Regions from separate parts of the Homo sapiens genome. Here region 1 is linked to region 2. A link is a loop called in an ENCODE intact Hi-C map of the cell type or tissue named here. Cell type or tissue: heart left ventricle. All regions are shown on one strand. Links, peaks and the distances in the headings refer to the core of each region. The heading gives the core; the rest is flanking DNA.

Region 1 (9,009 bases), core at 1,682-5,681, 160 kb before region 2:
CCCATCATATCCTGTCAGAAACTTCTTATCTTCTTCACTGTCTTCTGCCTGCTGATACCCCATGAAAATCATTGTCACCGGTTCTGTATCATTTATGTCTGGAGGCAGGGAATGAACGATATTATATCTGACATCTTCCTCGTCCTCCTGACAAGTGGGTGAAGAATTCTGGTGTTCAGATTTCCCAAATATTGTCTCTCTGGGGCTCAGCCTTGGCTTTGGAGAGGGTGCATCTTTGTCCTGCATGACATTCGATTCTTCCCAAGGAGTCATTAGCCTTTTTTGCGGGGTGTGAAGCTTCTCTTCTGCTTGTTGAATCACTGATCGGGGATGAGGCACTGGCGGAATGGGACTGATGTGATTGAAGTTGTTTCCCCTTTCCTCTGAAAGACCATTGCCCATATTGTGTATGGATTCATTTACACCAATACCCAGTCCATTAGTTTTAATCTTTATCCTTTCTTGAAAGTTTGGTCCAGGGGTCACCGTTTCTCTCTGTGGGGTTGTAGGCCTGTAAAAGGGATTGGCATATACAGGCTCATGATACTCTGTTGGGGATTTAGAGTTTCTCTCTGAGGCTTGTCTTAGAAGTTCCTCTACTTCAACTGGTGCCAGGCCATCGGTGCCATTGTATGCTGCACTGTGATTAGAACTTACTGCATACACTGACTTTTGCCCATCATCATAAACTTTTATTCCTGTACCTTTAAAGTCATCTGATGGCAGAGGTATTGAAGACAGAACTGTACTTTCTCCAGTCTTCAAGTCTTTTTCAACTTTAATTTCCATGGCATATAAAGCTGTTAAGAAACAAATTTGATCTTTGATTTAGTTAACTTTTCTTTTGTAAACTAACCTGCTTTCACTGTGTTTATTTTTATATTAAGTAGACCCTTCATGTTCTTGTATGTGAGATGTTGTCTATTTTTTAAATTTCTGATTTTACTCATTAATGATATCATGACCAACTGGAATAACACGGGTTTTTATGTAATGGTGTAGGGAATTGTACTGAAAAATGGAAAGGGTTGAAGAAGAGAAGTTGATTAGAGAAGATAAGCTGATGGTTCCAAATAGGAAAGAATTTCAATGGGGAACCGAAAAAGATATCCTCTTTCCTATTAATAAATTCAGCAAGATGGATATACTTTCTTTTGCATTTCTCAATGGGCAGAATCAATCTCTTCTTTAGTCAAGAAGAATATGTTGGACTGTGCATCACAGTGGGCAAAGTGCCTAGTACAGTATATTTTATAAAGTTACATCCTTGTTGTACAGGCCAGCAGCCTGGTGAAATTATAGAGGTGTGTTCTAAAGTTTTCACAGTGGAGAGGCTGTTTAAATGTAGAACTGGGATGGAAACGGGAGGGAGAAGGCTACAATCACACACTTCTCTTTCTGCCTTATGTTTCTTTTCATTTTCACTCCCATTTTCAAGTAGAGGAAGGGCTAAAAAGTACAGCAATATCAGCTGCACTGAGACAAATGGACTGGAGAGAACTGGGGAAGCTGAGATTTGCTTCATGACCTAAGTAAGATCCCTATGGCTGGAATTTCAATAGGAAAGGTAAAGCGAATAGAATTCTGTGCAAAATTACAGCTTGCTTTTGTTGTGTCCTCCCACCTTTCTTTCTGAACCCATTTTGTATTTCTTACCTCCTCTATAGCCTGGTGGTTCTTGGCCTTCCTTGACTACCCAAGAAAAACTGCAACACCCCTCATCTGCACTCTCCCTGTCCAGCTTCTCTGCTTTATTCTCTGTATTGCACTCCCTACCATGATATATTTAGTGAATACCTACTATGTGCCTAACTGAACCTGGCACACAGTATCTATTCTCTAAATATTTGTTGAATGAATAAATGACTACCATCTGCAAATAAAGAGTAGCTTTTCCTTCCACTGTAAAATTCAAAGTTTTCCTCTCTGCTCTAATGCAAACCTTCATTTTTCTAGAAGCTTTGAAGCATCAGTTTTATGTAACTCAATTTCCCATGGAGGTAAATAAGGCCTAAGCTTCCCAAAGGAATATTTTCATTTTCAAAAAAGATCTTTGTAACCCCCAAAGAGGTTCTATTGGATGGAATATGTCAGGAGAAATATTTTTGACCAGGGAATCTATGCTTTTAAGAGCTTCTTGTCTCCTTTGGGTCTCTATCTTCCTTATCCCTGTCTGGTTTGTTAGGGAATAAAATGCATGGAATAAATGCTATTATTATACCCTCATTATCCTCACCTATGCGGTGACTCACATAACTCACAGAACTTTGTAAAGTGAACCATTGCTTAACCTGGAAGAATAATATGTCATAGCAAGTTGTGAATATTTGACACTGTAAAATCTGAAATTAAGAACATGCCCTTCAACACAGATTTCTCATATACCTTTCCTATTTTGTTCATCATCTTCTTTTTCTTCATTTATCTCCTTCCTTAACCTAGAAGGTATGTAGGACTTTGGAAGGTCAGGGATATTAGCATAGATGTCCTCAATTGACTCTGTAAAATTAATATGAATTCAAAATACATTTAGAATATATTTACAATGGGAACAATTTCAAATTACCAAAAAAACTTAGTTTAACATAAAATAAGTTATTCAAAAACATACCTTCTGCTCTTTCTTCTCTTTCCACTTTCACAGACTGTAAGAAAAAAGAATTCTCCATGATTAATACAGTTTAAAAAATAGAATCTAAATGTGGATATGCTTTGAAAAATTATATAGTATTTGTGGATTCATTTTGAGAGAGAATTACAGTTTTAAAATTGGTTAATGCTCACTCTTATAATGTCTTCTGTTGTCCGCTCAATTGACTTTAGTTTCTTTAAAATGGCCTCTTCCTTCGTTGAGATTTGCAGTTCAGCTTTTTCAAGATCTTGGATCTCTTTCTCAAGCCTGACAACAAAAAGGTATACTTTTTATTGCTTAACACAGTACAAATGCGGAGTTCTCAAATATGTCTTCCCCATATATAAAGTTTCCTTGGAATATGCATGTAAGTAGCCAGACACTTTCTAAGAATATAATGTCACACTTAGCATCACACTAAGCATGATACTTAATATATGGAAGATACCTAATGCCCGACTTTGAACGATTTTCAAGTTTTCTTTTTTTGACAAAGGAATATATTAGGTAAAGCATTTGACCTTTGCTCCATGTTCTTCATTGCAATTACTAATGTTATTTCCAAATAAAAGAGATTTTTAAAATACAGAGACATAAGTTTAAAGTTGTACCGAAAGGAATGGTACATTTGTAGTTATTATGTAGTTCATCAGGTTTTCATATCCAAGTCATCATATAAATTATTTGAAGAAAACATTATAATTATTAAACTGATTTAATAATCATAGTCATTTAGTACTTAAAATTCTTGCATATTCTACCATTGAAAATGACACTTTGATTTAATTTCAGTTTCCTAAGAGTTGGGCCATATTATAGTGAGGAGGGTGAAGAGATGCAGAAATGGACCAAATATAGTACAGTAGCTTCAACTGCTGCTGTTTATAGAGGCTACATTTTCTGGGCGGGGGGTAGGGCACACATGGCCTGACACAGCATAAGGAACTTACAGCAACAAAGAGACAGACATTTGAAACTAGACTGTTGCAAGCATTCTGAGCTGGTATCTTGGCCAGTGTACAGCTGCGTGTCAGATTCAAATGAACTCCAGGGGGCAGCATCGTGACCTCTCCTCTATAAAAACATAGAGACACTGGCAATCACGCAGAAGGCTGGCCCTTGGCAGCCACGTAACACACATGGTTTCTCAGCCAAATACACTAAGGCTCTAAAGTCAGCTGCCTCAGAGGATGGCTGATTAGATTCAGCAGCTGGTCCAGGAGGTGACAGCTGTGGATATTCGTGTCAGCTAAGAGAACTGTCAGTTTTCTTGGCTTCCTTCTTGAAGATGGTCATGGGCCTGGCAGCTCAAAAATGCTGCACTATTGTCACACCAGTAAAAGCCCAAGATGTGGTCAGCTTGACAGCTCTCTTGCTCATTGCTTCAGTTTCAAAGTTCTTACTTTGCTGCTGCCTCTGGCCATTGGTAGATTGCCGTTTATAACTGAGGAGGTTTTCTTGTATGCCACAGACCTCTAAGTGAAATGGAGTAGCCCCTGGTTTCTTAGAAGTGACTGAACTGTGACTGCCATTTTATTAAAATTCCTCCACATCCATGGCAGCACTTTTACCCTTCAGCAGAGCTGTGGGGATATATGTTGGTCCAATTTGGTAAAGGGGAAAGCTCTGCACTAAAAGTGATAAATCTGGATTCAATTCTGTCTCTGCTACTCATTTCTTGTGAAAGCCAGTTCCCCTAACCTCTCTGAAACTCTGTTTTGTAATGTGTGTAATGAGCATAATTACAGATTACGCTCATTACCATATACAGACAGATATGTGGTGACACTAAGAGATGATGTATATGAAAGTACATTGAATATGGTTGATATCAGATGTAAATATGTTATGATATAATTTTTAAAAGTTTTCTGCAACATACTGTATGTCTTTCTTTTTTCATCCCCTGTCCCACAGGGTGCTTACCTAATTTGCCTGTTAGAGACAGTCTACAAAGGAAAGCCTTTTGGTAGAAAACAAGAAGGTTCAAATCATTGCTTCAAGCAGCTCTTGCACATCAGGGCCTAGCTGTGGAATCAGGTGGACCTGGGTTTGAAACCTGGTTCATCTGCCAGCTTCCTGTGTGACCTTAGACAAGTCACCTGACCTCACTAAGACTCAGTGTTGGGCTGAGAGAAGTGGCTCATGCCTATAATCCAGCACTTTGGGAAGCTGAGGCAGGAAGATTGCTTGAGCCTAGGAGTTAGAGATGAGCCTGGACAACATAGTGAGACCTCAGTCTCTACAAATATTAAAAAAAATTAGCTGAGCATACACCTGTGGTCTCAGCTACATGGGAGGCTGAGGTGGGAGGATTGTTTGAGCCCGAGTGGTCGAGCTTGCAGTGAGCCATGATCATACCATTGCACTCCAGCCTGGGCAACAGAGTGAGATCTGGGCTAACAAACAAACAAACAAACAATAAAACTCATTGTCTTTATTCATTCATTCTTTTAAAAATATTTACTTAGCATCTACTTTGAACCAGGCACTCTTCTATGTGCTGGGGATCTTACAGTGACCAAAACAAAGTCCCTGAGCTCAAGGAGTTTATGTTCTAGTGGGAGACAATACAGGGGCTGGCAACCTTTTTCTATAAGGGGCCGGATGCCAAATATTTTAGGTTTTGCAGTCCACATATGCTTTCTGTTTCTTATTCATCTTTTTTCCCCTTTTTCTTTTACAGCCTTTTAATAATATAAAAACCATTTTTAGCTTGTGTCTGTACAAAATCAGGCCAGGGCTAGATTTGGTCCTGGGCCATAGTTTGTCAATCCCTGCATTAATAAATGTGTAATACAAATATGTATATATTGCAGATGTATGTACATACATATATATACACATAAACACATTTATTTATGAAGAAAAAATATTTTTGATGAGAAAAGCAGGATAGGGGCTGTAAACAGCAAGATAAAGAATATAGAGAAAGCCTGAGGAGGGGGCACTATTTCACACAGTGTGGTGAGGGAAGTTTCTCTGATAAAGTGTCATTTGAGCAGAGACATGAAGGAAGTGAGAGCGGGAAACATGAGGGTTTCAAAGGGAGTGTGCTCCAGAGAGATGGAAGAGTAACTATAGAGAGCGAAGGAAGAGCCAAGAGAGTAGAAAGGTGAAATGAAGTCAGAGAGGAGGCAGATGACCAGATAGGCAGGGCCTTGTGCATGGAAGGGCTTTGGGGAAGCCACTGGAATTTTGAACAGAGAGGAAACATGCTATGACTTGAAATGTAAACAGTTACACTGGCTGCTGTGTGGAAAATAGACTGGATGGGGCAAACATGGAGGTCAATTGTGCTAAAAATCTAGATGAAGATGGTGTAATCCAGGTTGGTTGCCAGTAGAAGGGTGAGAAGTGGTTGGATTCTAGAAATATTTGACAGAAAGAGCTGTCAGAATTTGTTGATGATTACATGCAGGGGATAAGAGAAAGGGAGATGTCAAGGTGATTCCACTGTTTGTGACCTGAATAATTGGAAACATGCAATACAATTGGCTGAAGAAATCTGGGAGAGAGAAGAAAGGGGATTTGTGGGGGATGTGTTAAATTTGAGACAATCAAGTGTGATATGGAGAAGACAGTTGGATATACAAGACTGGAGCTCAGAGAAGTCTGGGTTTGAAGATATACATTTGGGAGTTGGTATTTATCACCACAGGAGTGGATAAGTTTCCCTAGAAAGTGAAGGAGATAAGAATTCCAAGGCCTGAATCTGGAGCAATTCAACATTTAGAGATCTGGTCAATGTTAACAACTTCATAGGGTGTTCGTTTCTTTCTTTCTTTCTTTCTTTCTTTCTTTCTTTCTTTCTTTCTTTCTTTCTTTCTTTCTTTCTTTCTTTCTTTCTTTCTCTCTCTCTCTCTCTCTCTCTCTCTCTCTCTCTCTTTCTTTCTTTCTTTCTTTCTTTCTTTCTTTCTTTCCTTCTTTCTTTTTGGAGACAGAGTCTTGCTCTGTCACCCAGGCTGAAGTGTAGTGGTGCAATCTCGGCTCACTGTAACCTCTGCCTCCCAGGTTCGAGCGATTCTCCTGACTCAGCCTCCTGAGTAGCTGGGACTACAGGAGTGCACCACGACGCCTGGCTAATTTTTGTATTTTTAGTAGAGATGGGCTTTCACCATGTTGACCAGGCTGGTCTCAAACTCCTGACCTCAAGTGATCTGCTTGCCTCGGCCTCTCAAAGTGCTGGGATTACAGGCATGAGCCCGATGACTTCAGCTAGTTTCTTCCTGTCTCTGCCCCTTTCTTTTCCTGGGGCATAGAGACAAAGCTCCTGGTCTGCTTGGCCAATGACACCTTAGGGAATTTTGAAATGCACTGGTGTTTGTTGTTGTTTCTCTCTGAAGATAAAGCCGTGGGTAATGTAATGCCATATGATTCATCCCAAGAATCTCTTTAGACTAATATGGTAAGAATATGAGGTTGAAAGCCTGCAAACCTCATCAGCGTATCTGTTAATGAATATTTTTGAAGGTTTTCAAGTCACTGGATGAAAGTTGCATTAATAAGTCGCTGTGGTCTCACAATACATCATGACATGTTTGTGAAAACTAAACATAAACAAACACCTCCCTCCCATTCTTTATCCCTTAGTCACAGCCAACTCTGAGTTGAAAAGGATAACTAGGAAACATCTTGGTACTAATTACTTAGAATCACAAACCTCTAACAGGAGATGCCTACTGATGTAGAACATTTCCTAAAATTTCCACTTCAATGCAAAACTTGACTTCTTATTTTTGTATGTTGATTTGATACTTCAAATATTTATGGACAATATAAATATCAGATGAATGTTAGAGATTTGCTGCTCTAGAAAAGCTTTCTAAAAGATCAGAATGCTAATGGAAATGATGAGAGACTTAGAAAGCATAACTGAGAGTAAGGAACTGGATGCTCCCAGAACCCCCGCAACCTCCTCCACTTGGTCAGAAGTCAGCAGTAGCCCAGCAATGGAGAAGAGGAGGTTTGACAACCTGTACACCAGATAATGCACTGAGTTTTTGAGGACTGACTGTCCTTAAGGAGCATAAAACAAAAATTGCAACTAGTAGGCAGGGCAATTTTTGTGTATCTAGTACAGTGGTTCGTAACCAGAGGCGATTTTGTTCCCTGGGGATATTTGGCAAAGTCTGGAGACAGTTTTGCTTCTCATAACTTGGCGAGGGTGAGGGGTGCTGCTGACATCTAGTGGGTAGAGGCCAGGGATGGTGCTGAATGTCCTGTCATGCACAGAACAGTTTCCTCACAACAAAGAATGATTTAGCCCAAAGTGTCAATAGTGCTGAGGTTGAGGAATCCTGGATACCTAAAAGAATGCCTGGTATAGTGTAAGTTCTTGATAGGTACTTTATAAGGAATTTGTTTATATCCATTTCTTTTATATTTTTATTTTTTTCCTCATTATTCCTTCCCATTCCAAGATACATATACGTTTGTGTATCTGTTGTTTTTCCTTGTTCAATGACCATTCATAGTTAAGAGAATATTCGGCCCTGATTTAAAGCTTAAACAATGCAAGACTTAAATTAGGGACTCATTCCTAATCCCTTCCCAAAGGTAGTTTTGGGGAAGAGAAAAAATTTGGCAAGTATAAATGAAGTATTGGGAAAATATATAGGATGGAATTTGAAATCAGATATTTACTTACAGAGTCTGAACTCTTACTCCTCTCCAATTAGCCACTATAGAAAAAATATATATATTCCTTAGGGTTATTTTGTTGTACTGGGGATTTTTCTGCTCAGCGGGTTAGTCCATCTAACAAGGATTAAAGTCCGGGCTCTATACATATATATATATACATACACACACACACACACACACACACACACACATATATACACACACATATATGTATATATATAGTCTATTTGCTGGGGAAAAAGAGGGTTATTTTCAAGAGCTCCTTGGGTAAAAGCAGGTAGCTTTCATTTCATGAACTGTTGCAGGAATAACCTCCCTTAATCATCATGAGATAATGTCTCCAATCCAATTCCAACATGCAATTTTTTGTCTTGGAAAAAAGGACAGCACATAAATGCTGGATGCATCAGGAAGAGGTTTTCCAGAAGGCAATATATATATATATGCATATATATACACACATATACACATACATGTATGCATGTACATAGATATACACACATATATGTGTATGTATGTGTGTTTATGTGTGGGTGTATATACATATATATGTAAAATTAAAATTTTTTCAAATGGAGAGCTTTTGGGGAGGTTACTGTGGGGTAACTCTCTAACTTTCACATGCCTATCTTTCAGCTGATGGGTTAGAATTTCCATAAGTGCTGCCGTCCCCATCTTTAGAAGGTATTACCTTTCAGAATGGGAATTGAGCTCCTTGAAATGCTGATTCA
Region 2 (9,009 bases), core at 3,128-7,127:
AGATGAAATTAAGAGGCCAGCTTGTTAGGAAGTCAGTTCACTGTGTCATACAGATCTAAGAGGAATGTTGGAGCAAGTGCTGCTCCTGAAAAACATACATGGTTATTGGAGTAACAAGCAGAATTCTGTTGATGTTTGCTTTCCTTAGAAAGTAGAAGAAATGGATCAATTATGGCAGGGTTCAAAGCTCTCTATAGCTGAAGAGAAATATCTCCAAGGGCCATAAAAATAAAAAGACAGTTTGTTCATATCAATCCCTAACATAGAAAAATATCACTGGCTACATTTCCAACTATCTATTTCTACTACAGCCTTCAAAGTGGGGACTGGGAATCTCGTGCTTACTTTGAAGAGGCTTGAAATGATTGCCTCCTTTTGCAAAAATCTTTAAATTGAACAATTATTTTCAAGGCAGATTGTCTATATTGAGTCATTCTGCAGAACTAAAAAAAACTTAGTATTTTAAATGCATTGTCGTTTGGAGCACTTTAAGATTAAATAAATCGTTATCTTGGGTGATGCAATATGAAACCTTGAGTAGAGGTCAAAGAAGTTCTATGACATTTACAGATGTTTAAAAATAGTACTTTAAAATAGAGAAAACTATGAATTACCTTTATTAACCATAGTGATATAATGAATAATGGCATCTACCAATAATCAATCTCAAACCGCAATTAGTCACGACACAAGGTTCAATCTCTCACTAAGAGCAAATATTTTACTAGAGTAGCTAATAAATAACAAATTGATATGATTCCACTTAAAAAAATCATGTTTCAATTTTGATAAGGATGATTGATAAACAATGATAAACATTTATAAACCTTGATAAACATTGATAAAAATGTTTCATGTTTCAATTTTGATAAGGATGATTTGTAACCTTCTCAAAGAATTGTTATTAGAAGGTAAGAGGTAGGGCAAAAGATTTGAATAATTTGTCCATGTAACTGAGGCTTGGCTAAAATAGCATGTAATGTAATTAAATTATTTAGTGAACACATTGGTGGTGGTGTACAGCTTTTAGGACTTTAAGGGATATGAAACTTTTCATTTTCCCTTAATTATAATTATTCTTGTACTTATATTTCTATTAATTTATCTGTAAAAAGGAATTTAAAAATCTTCATATAATACTGTAGAACGTCATTAATCCGTTATTGAAGAACAGGAATATAATTATTAATTTATCTTTCTTATCCTTTTATTTATCTTTACAATGTTTGTTTAGCTGTGAATTTAAAAACCTTTAACTGATTCTGCTGTTAGCTCTAAGGGCCAATAATTACCTTCTCTTAGAGATGCAGCTTAAGTTATTTATCATAGTGGAATTAAATGTTGCCTAATTAGATTCTCTTGATTTTCTCCATGGGTCATTCTTAGACAGATGACTGAAGACCTCTTGTTTGAGGACACATTGGCTTAGCATGCAGTGTCTGACACAGGGCCCCGACACGCAGAGAGTAGGCGTGATTGTGATTTTGAGTTTATATTCTTCTGAATGGACTTTTTTTTTTTGGCTTATCATTTTTTTCCAAGTTAAATCTAATTTGACATAATTTTATAGACAAACAAGATTCCTATGTTGCTTATCATTTGTCTTTAAGTATTAACCAACTTTGCTTGGTGATGTTGAAATAGACTCTAGAAGTGAGCAAATCACCCCAGAGTTTCCTCAGGTGCTATTATTTTTGGGGTGCTATGTGAAGAAATAAAAACAAACTCTAAAACACAAGCCAGGTGTGCATACAGCTCTAGAATGAAAAGGTATTTCTGTTATTTCTTAGGGCAAATTTTACTTTTTGAGGATCTGTTTATTAGTATTTTGAGTATTAGTCATGAACTTAAAATATAAGTATAGTAGGCTTATAATTACTACCCACTAGTAATTTCTTTTATATTGAGACAGCTTCATTTGTACTGAATGTATAAAATTAATAATGATATACATGGATACTTAATTAAAAACCAATTACTGAGTTATTTTTATTTATTTTGACAATAGGAATTTATTCCAAAGCTTTGCATATGTGAAAACACGGATCTCCTCAGGGTGTTGTTGGTAGTCTAGACATAATAATAATGTAACTTGTTTGAGAAATCTTGTTCTTCTATGGGCAATCAAATACATGATTACTGAAGAAATCAAGTATTCAGAATCAGTTTGTATTGAAACAAACCCTCTATAGTCCCAGCTTACAGATACATTAAAATTGTAAGTCACAGAGTCCAAGTCTATTTTTTATTGGAAAGCTTAAACCCCAGACTTATGATAAGAATTTTCATAAAGGAAGCTGAACTTTATTTCTGGAAATATCAGATATTGTAGTTTGTGTATTTATTTTGGTGAGGCATTTCTTAAAAGGGAGCCATTTCTCAAAATTAACTTTTAAAAATTTCTGAATCTTATTTTGCCTCTGTATTAAAGGTGTTTATCTCTCATTTTGTTACAGAGATAAAAGATAAAAAGGACAGTTTTAAACATTATTGATTTCAATATTTAATTGACCTAGACAATTTACATTGATGTCACTAAGAATTATGCATCCACCTCTGAACATAATTAATTTATGAACTGTTAGAGTGTCATTTTTTATTGAGTAGTTGTTAAGAGTTGAACTGTATACCTCTAAATTCACATGTTGATTTCTTAACACCCAGTACTTCAGAACAGAATGTGACTGTGTTTGGAGACAGGGTCTTTAAGGAGATAATTAAGTTAAAATGAGGTCATTAGGGTGGGTCCTAATCCAATATGACTGTTGTCTTCATAAGAAGAGGAGATTAGGAAACAGACATAAACAGAGGAAAAACCATGTGGAAACAACGGGAGAAGACAGCCATCTTCAAGACAGAGAGAGGGCCTCAAAAGACAACAACTTTGCCAATACCTTGATCTCAGACTTCTGTCTTCCAGGGCTGTGAGAAAACAATTTCTTATTTAAGCCAACCAGTCTGTGGTACTTTGTTATGGTAACCTGAGCAAGCTATTATAATACAGTTACAGCTATAGCTATGGAAATTCTAAGGCCAATCTCTGTCCTCTAAGAGGTTGTATGAATTCCAAGCCCTGGCAGTTGTAAATGTTATCGTAGTCAGCTTCTCTGTCACCTGGTTTATTTCCTCTGACTCCTTGTCAGGTAGATAGAGAGAGAGTGTTGCAATGGATACTGAGAATGTGATGCATCCTGGTTCATCCGAACTCTGAATCTACTTTCCCTATGGCTCCATGTACTTGTGTGTAAGAAGTCAGGTTGCATGGACACGTGTGCATACCTGTATGTGAGGGTGTATGTGTGTATTGAAGAGAAGTTAGAGTATAGTACTGCTTAAGAGCATGGACTCTGCAACCAAATGGAGCTGAACAGCTCCACATTTACTGTGTACTATTGGGTAAGTTATTTAACCTCTCGGGGCCACAGATCTCTCATCTAGAAAATGGGGTCAGTGACAGTTCCTACTCTCATAGGGTTGTGGTGAATATTAATTGATTAAAGTATTTAGAATAGGGCTTGACACACAGTAAGAGCCAGGTCAGGCATAATGATCTTTATTTCATAGGGCTACTGTGAAGACCAATTAAATGATACAGTGGGTTTGAAGTACCTTACATGGTGCCTGGAAAGTAGTAGGCACTAAACACCTGTTGTCTTATTTTTCATCCTCAATATTCCCATAATCTCAATATGGTATTAAGGTTATACTCTTAACAAGGGCACCAAGGTGTGGGAACTGCAAAGGCACTTTAAGATCAACTGATTTAACTATTCACAAACAGGTGGAGGATGGTGAGGCACATCAGAACACAGAACTACAGTCTCCCTGTTTTCTCCTTCCTTCCATGTTGATGTAGTTTGGATATCTGTCCCCACCAAATTTCATGTTGAAATGTGATCCCTAATGTCGGATGTAGGGTCTGGTGGGAGGTGTTTGGATCATGGGGACAGATCCCTTATGAATGGCTTGGTGCCCTCCCCATGGTAACAAATGAGTTCTTGCTCTGTTAGTTCATGTGGGAGCTGGTTGTTGGAAGGAGCCAGTTTCTTGATTACTTTCAGTGAAAAAATAAAAAATAAAAATAAAATAAAGGAGCCCAGCACCTCCTCTCTCTCTTGCTCTCTCACCTGTGACACATCTGCTTCCCTTTTGCCTTCCACCTGATTTAAAGCTTCCTGAGGCCTCACCAGAAGCTGAGCAGATGCTGGTGCCATGCATGTACAGCCTGCAGAAACATGAGCCAAATAAATTTCTTTTCTAAGTTACCCAGTCTCAGGTATTCCTTAACAGCAATGCAAGATAGACAAATACATACATCAACATGTTGTCTTCCTATCATGCATCCTTTTTTTTCTCTCCCCTGCCTCTCACATGAGGGAGAATCTCATTTAATACAATCAGTGGTTGGTGGTAGATAGAAACTGGGCAGAAGAAACCAGATGTTAGTAAGGACTTGGCAACGGTTTCATTGTTCTTACAAATGTGAACATGTTTTATTTTTCATAGGATTATGGCCATCAGCCTTTTAGAAACTGATGACTTAAGCACTAAATCTCTCCTGGTTCCTTCCCTGCCCTTTCAGTCTCTTCTATACGACCTAATTGATTTGCTCCTCTTTGCCTACCTTTCCTTACTCATTAATGCGAGGCTTTCACAGTTAACCAAGGGAAAAGTGCATCAAACTCTCTTTGTACTCTGAATCTGGAATTGACATATCCCCTCAGCAGCATTTTTGCATAGTGGCTCATTTGCTATGAATTTCTGTTTTGCCAGTACAATTTCATTAGCCAATTAATTTCCATTTTAATCTTTTATGACCCTTACACATTGCAGATGAGTAAAGGGGAGTATATTGATAAGATGAAGAATTTTCAAGCTATATAAATCCAGTCCACACCAATTTCAGCCCTCTTTCAAGGGAATGCAAAACTCTGATAAGACTGAGAATGACTCCAGAAGAAAAGCTTGAAAGTTTTATAAGAGACCAGATGGTGGCAGCATAGAATGTGTGAGAAAAACTCCATGAGCAATGTTAAAAACATGATACAAATATGTTGTAAATAGTAGCAAAACTACTAATTATTGATGAGAACTAAGATAGAGAAACTGGTTATAGACATGCAATGTAGTACCAGAAATACCTGAATTTGACTCTGTGTTCCTACGTGTCGGCTGCGTGAACTTGGGCAAGCCAAGTAGCTTCTTTCTCTAAGCTCTGTTTCCTCATTTATGAAGTGGGAACATTAATAGTTACGGGATTGTTTTAGGATTAAGGGAGATAATGTATGTTAAAGACTTAGCCCTTCCTAGCAAGGATATTGTAGGTACTTACAGAGAGAGAGAGAGAGAGAGAGAGAGAGAGAGAAATTTAACCATGTCAAATACGAACATCATATATCAAAGGAAAGTTTTTGTAACTTTTTCTAAATCAGTAGGATAACGAGAGGAACATGGGAGCAGTAGTCAGTCCCTATGTGCAGGTAAAAAGGAGATGCATTGTCCCTAGAGAGTTTAAAAATACTAACAATGTCAACTAAACTCAGTCTACTTTTTATAATCACCATGAACCAGCAGCTCCAAACAATGTCATGGTAAAAAAACTCTTCTTTATGGGAACTTTACTGTTCCTAGCAAACTGAAATTTTCGTTATCGTTTTAAGCATTTTAAGACCCTTTACCCTCTGCTTCTGACTTATCTGCCTTTTATGCTTTTCGCTTCCTGAATCCTTTCCAGTCCAACGGTACAAATTGTTCAATGGAGATGCTTTGCATATCCTGCTTCTCCATTTTTTAATCACACCATTCCTACCACCTGAAATGCCCTGTAATCTCCTTTTCATTTATTTATATCTTACTTTTCCTTCGTGGGTACAGCTTAAGGGCTACATTCTCTGGGAAGCTTTCCTCATCTGCTGGATCCTCCAAGGACATATCTCTCTTTTTGTGTACGTAGCTATTTTGGCCCTTAGCATCTGCTATCTTCTATTGAAACATATTGCCCCTTCCTTCCAATGTAAAGGAGGAGCTCATTCACAGAGTTGATATTATTTCCGTAATCTAGCCCAGCTTTAGGTTTTGATATCATCTGTACACTTGGTGCTTACAATTGTGTTTGGAGTTCAAGACATTCTGTCACAGAGTGAACATAACTAGTGGGTATCTTCAATTTTGAACTTCCTTTGAGATGCGTATGCTACCTTAAATAGTGTACACAATGTAATATTAATTAACATTTAGACATTTTAAAAGGAAGAAATAATGATTACCTTGTGGGTTTGAGGGCAAATGATTGGAGCCTGTATTTCCCAGAACCAAGATTAATATGCAAGGCCCCATCTGTGAGCTCTAAATTCCAGATTCCATTGATGCTGTTTTTCAGTCATTTTTTCCATGAGACCTGGAATCTTTTCATCTCTTCTTAGCTGGTGTAAAACTGAATGTATATTTTAGCATGTGGTGGCCACTCCCTTGGTGAAAAAATACTGGGTCTATGAAAAATGCTGGGTCTTCGAACTTGAGCTTTAACCTTTTGTCTGTATCCTAACCAGCTACTATAAACAGAATGCTGTCAGCATTTACCTGTCATTGGAGAAAGTAAGTATAAAATATCTTCCTTCACATCTCATATTCAACAAGATAGCCATATACTGCCAAGTCCTTTGTGAAAAAATTGGCCAGATCCTGGGATCAGAGGCTCATTCTCCAGAAGTGCAGAGATCTCACAGGTTCTGGTATTCTAAGGGAGTGCTCTGGGAAGAAGGAAGTACTTCTGAGCTGAGTTGGCTCCTGGTCAGAAGAAATTCTGGACAGATGGTTTAGTTTTACTTCTCTCAGACTCTTGTGAAGTTGGACCTGGGTGTTTAGCCTCTTTAATAATCTTTTGTAATTACGTGGAGGTGGGTGAGGAAATCTTTGTCTCATATCATTATTGATTAGAATTACTATCTTTGTTTCAGGAATCTTGTTTACAGAGTGGGCTAAAGTTCTTCATTACCAAAAATGCAGAGTGTAGCAAGGGGAACATGGCAGAGGTCTAGATATTTGAAACACTTGGCACAGCACATTCCCCATGAACCCAAGGAACAAAACTAGGAACAATGCTAATAGAGCAACATAATAGTTCAACATAAATGGGAGAACTTTCTAACAATAAGTTGTCCATATATAGGATGAACTATCATGTTGATACTGAGTTTCCCATAATGTGAGATATTTACAGAGGTGAGAGTGCTGTGGGGTATTCAAGTATTGGTGAATGATGTGAATAAATGGATTCAAATTCTTTTTCTTACCTGGAGTCTATAGTTCAGGGATTTTGCCGTTTCTTTTTCCAAATCTGTTGATTACAAATGAATAAACACATGAAAAGCAAATTATTGTATCCTTTTTTCTATTCTTTTAATTATTGTAGATGGTATTCTCATCTCCTAACATATACTAATTAGAGACATGGAAGGAATAAGCCTCTAAGTAGAAAAGTATATGATATTAAAATATTAAGAGTATGAAAAATTACATGGGATTTTGGAAATGCACAGAGTTTTACTTATTTGTTTTTTTTTTAATTTGGAAAGAAATGCAGTCTTGTAATGAAGTCTTAGGTGGCATGTGAAATGAGAAATCAAGATTTTGGCTCTCCTATTGGGCTTTTCTATCAATGGAAACTTTATTCCTGTATTGAACAATTCTTTTCTCCTAACTGGCTCATCTCATGGGAGAGATTTAATGAATAATTGATGGAAGGCACAAGTGCTCTATTACACCTTCTATTCAAGGAGAAAAAGATACGAGCCTCTTTAGGTGTATTATATGCAGATGCTATGTTGGCAATTTCCTGTATGACAAGAAAATTAAAATAGACTCCCCACTTCTTCTTTAGAGTGGGGTTGAACATAGGAACTGCAGTGAGGTGGCTTGAAGATCTTTAGAAGGAGGGTAGTTAAAAGCTTTCCATATGATGTTCAAATCACTGAGTCTGAAAAAGAATAATGTGTAATTGTATCAGTCTATGTCCAATCAGGAGACAGAAACTGCACAGTGATAAGTAATTTGAACAAAGTTAAATATATAGAATTGTTAAGTATAATAATTTGGAGTAATGGGGTTTGGAGTAATAAAGGGTTAATTAATATAAAGGAAACAGAAGTTTAAAGAATACAGAATAGCACATATAAGAAGCAGCTACTACTTCCAGGGCTGAGATAGAACATCCAAAAAAGAGCCTGCCCCTTGCCCCAACCCCTGGGGGTGAGACACAAACCTTGTTGGAGGACACAGTTATGAGTAACTAGATGGTGGAGAACTCACTGGGGGGTGCTGCACAGGTGGAACTTGCTGGAAATCTGAAGCTAGGGTTCCAAGAAAAGATGCGAATGAGGAGGTATCTTACTAGGAGTATGTTGCTACAAATCATGCAATGGAGGTGCCAGGAAACTATGCTGGCTGTTTCCTGCTGATCACTTTTGGTTTTATCTATTTTGTCTTTTTGCTGTTGTTGTCCTCAATTCCATTGATTTCTGCTCTTTTACTTGTTATTTTCTTATGTTTGGTTTGAGATTATTTTGGTCTACTTTTTCTAGTTTCTAAAATTGAAAGTGTGGATCATTGATTTGAGGTTTTCTTCTTTTTTAATTATTTAGTGCTTATTCACAATAACAAAGACATGGAATCAACCTAAATGCCCATCAATGGTAGACTGGATAAAGAAAATGTAATAGATATACACCATAGAATACTGTGCAGACATAAAAAAGAATGAGATAATGTCCTTTGCAGGAATATGGAGATAGAGGCCATTATCCTTAGCAAACTAGCCCAGAAACAGAAAACCAAGTGCTGTATGTTCTCACATATAAGTGGGAACTAAATGATGAGAACATGTGGTCACAAAGAGGGGAACAACAGACTGTGGGGCCTGCCACAGGGTGGAGGGTGGGAGGAAGGAGAGGAGCAGAAAAATCACTATTGAGTATTAGCCTTAGTACCTAGACAAAATAATTTGTACAACAA

The links. Hi-C counts contacts between places; a loop is a spot of excess contacts. Peaks named below come from ENCODE experiments on the same cell type or tissue, not always from the same donor. Only the 100,000 strongest peaks of a DNase experiment are listed, where the experiment ranks them.
Region 1: a loop joins it to region 2, with 4 times the contacts of the local background. A loop is called at or near these places in 10 of 110 quality-filtered maps.

The regions. Positions count from the first base shown.
Region 1 is chr1:99,680,566-99,689,574 of GRCh38, reverse strand. It overlaps PALMD (palmdelphin), which reads right to left. Exons shown (of 8, transcript NM_017734.5): 4 at 2,785-2,899; 5 at 2,612-2,645; 6 at 2,386-2,499; 7 at 1-800. Among named protein-coding and RNA genes, the nearest start is that of PALMD, 39 kb to the right of the region's middle. In heart left ventricle, for the core only: a CTCF peak has its summit at 3,684 (motif pointing right); a DNase peak (open chromatin) is centred at 3,734; H3K27ac peaks cover 754 bases.
Region 2 is chr1:99,523,285-99,532,293 of GRCh38, reverse strand. No RefSeq gene overlaps it. Among named protein-coding and RNA genes, the nearest start is that of LINC01708, 40 kb to the right of the region's middle. In heart left ventricle, for the core only: a CTCF peak has its summit at 4,987 (motif pointing right); no DNase peak of the experiment used is centred there.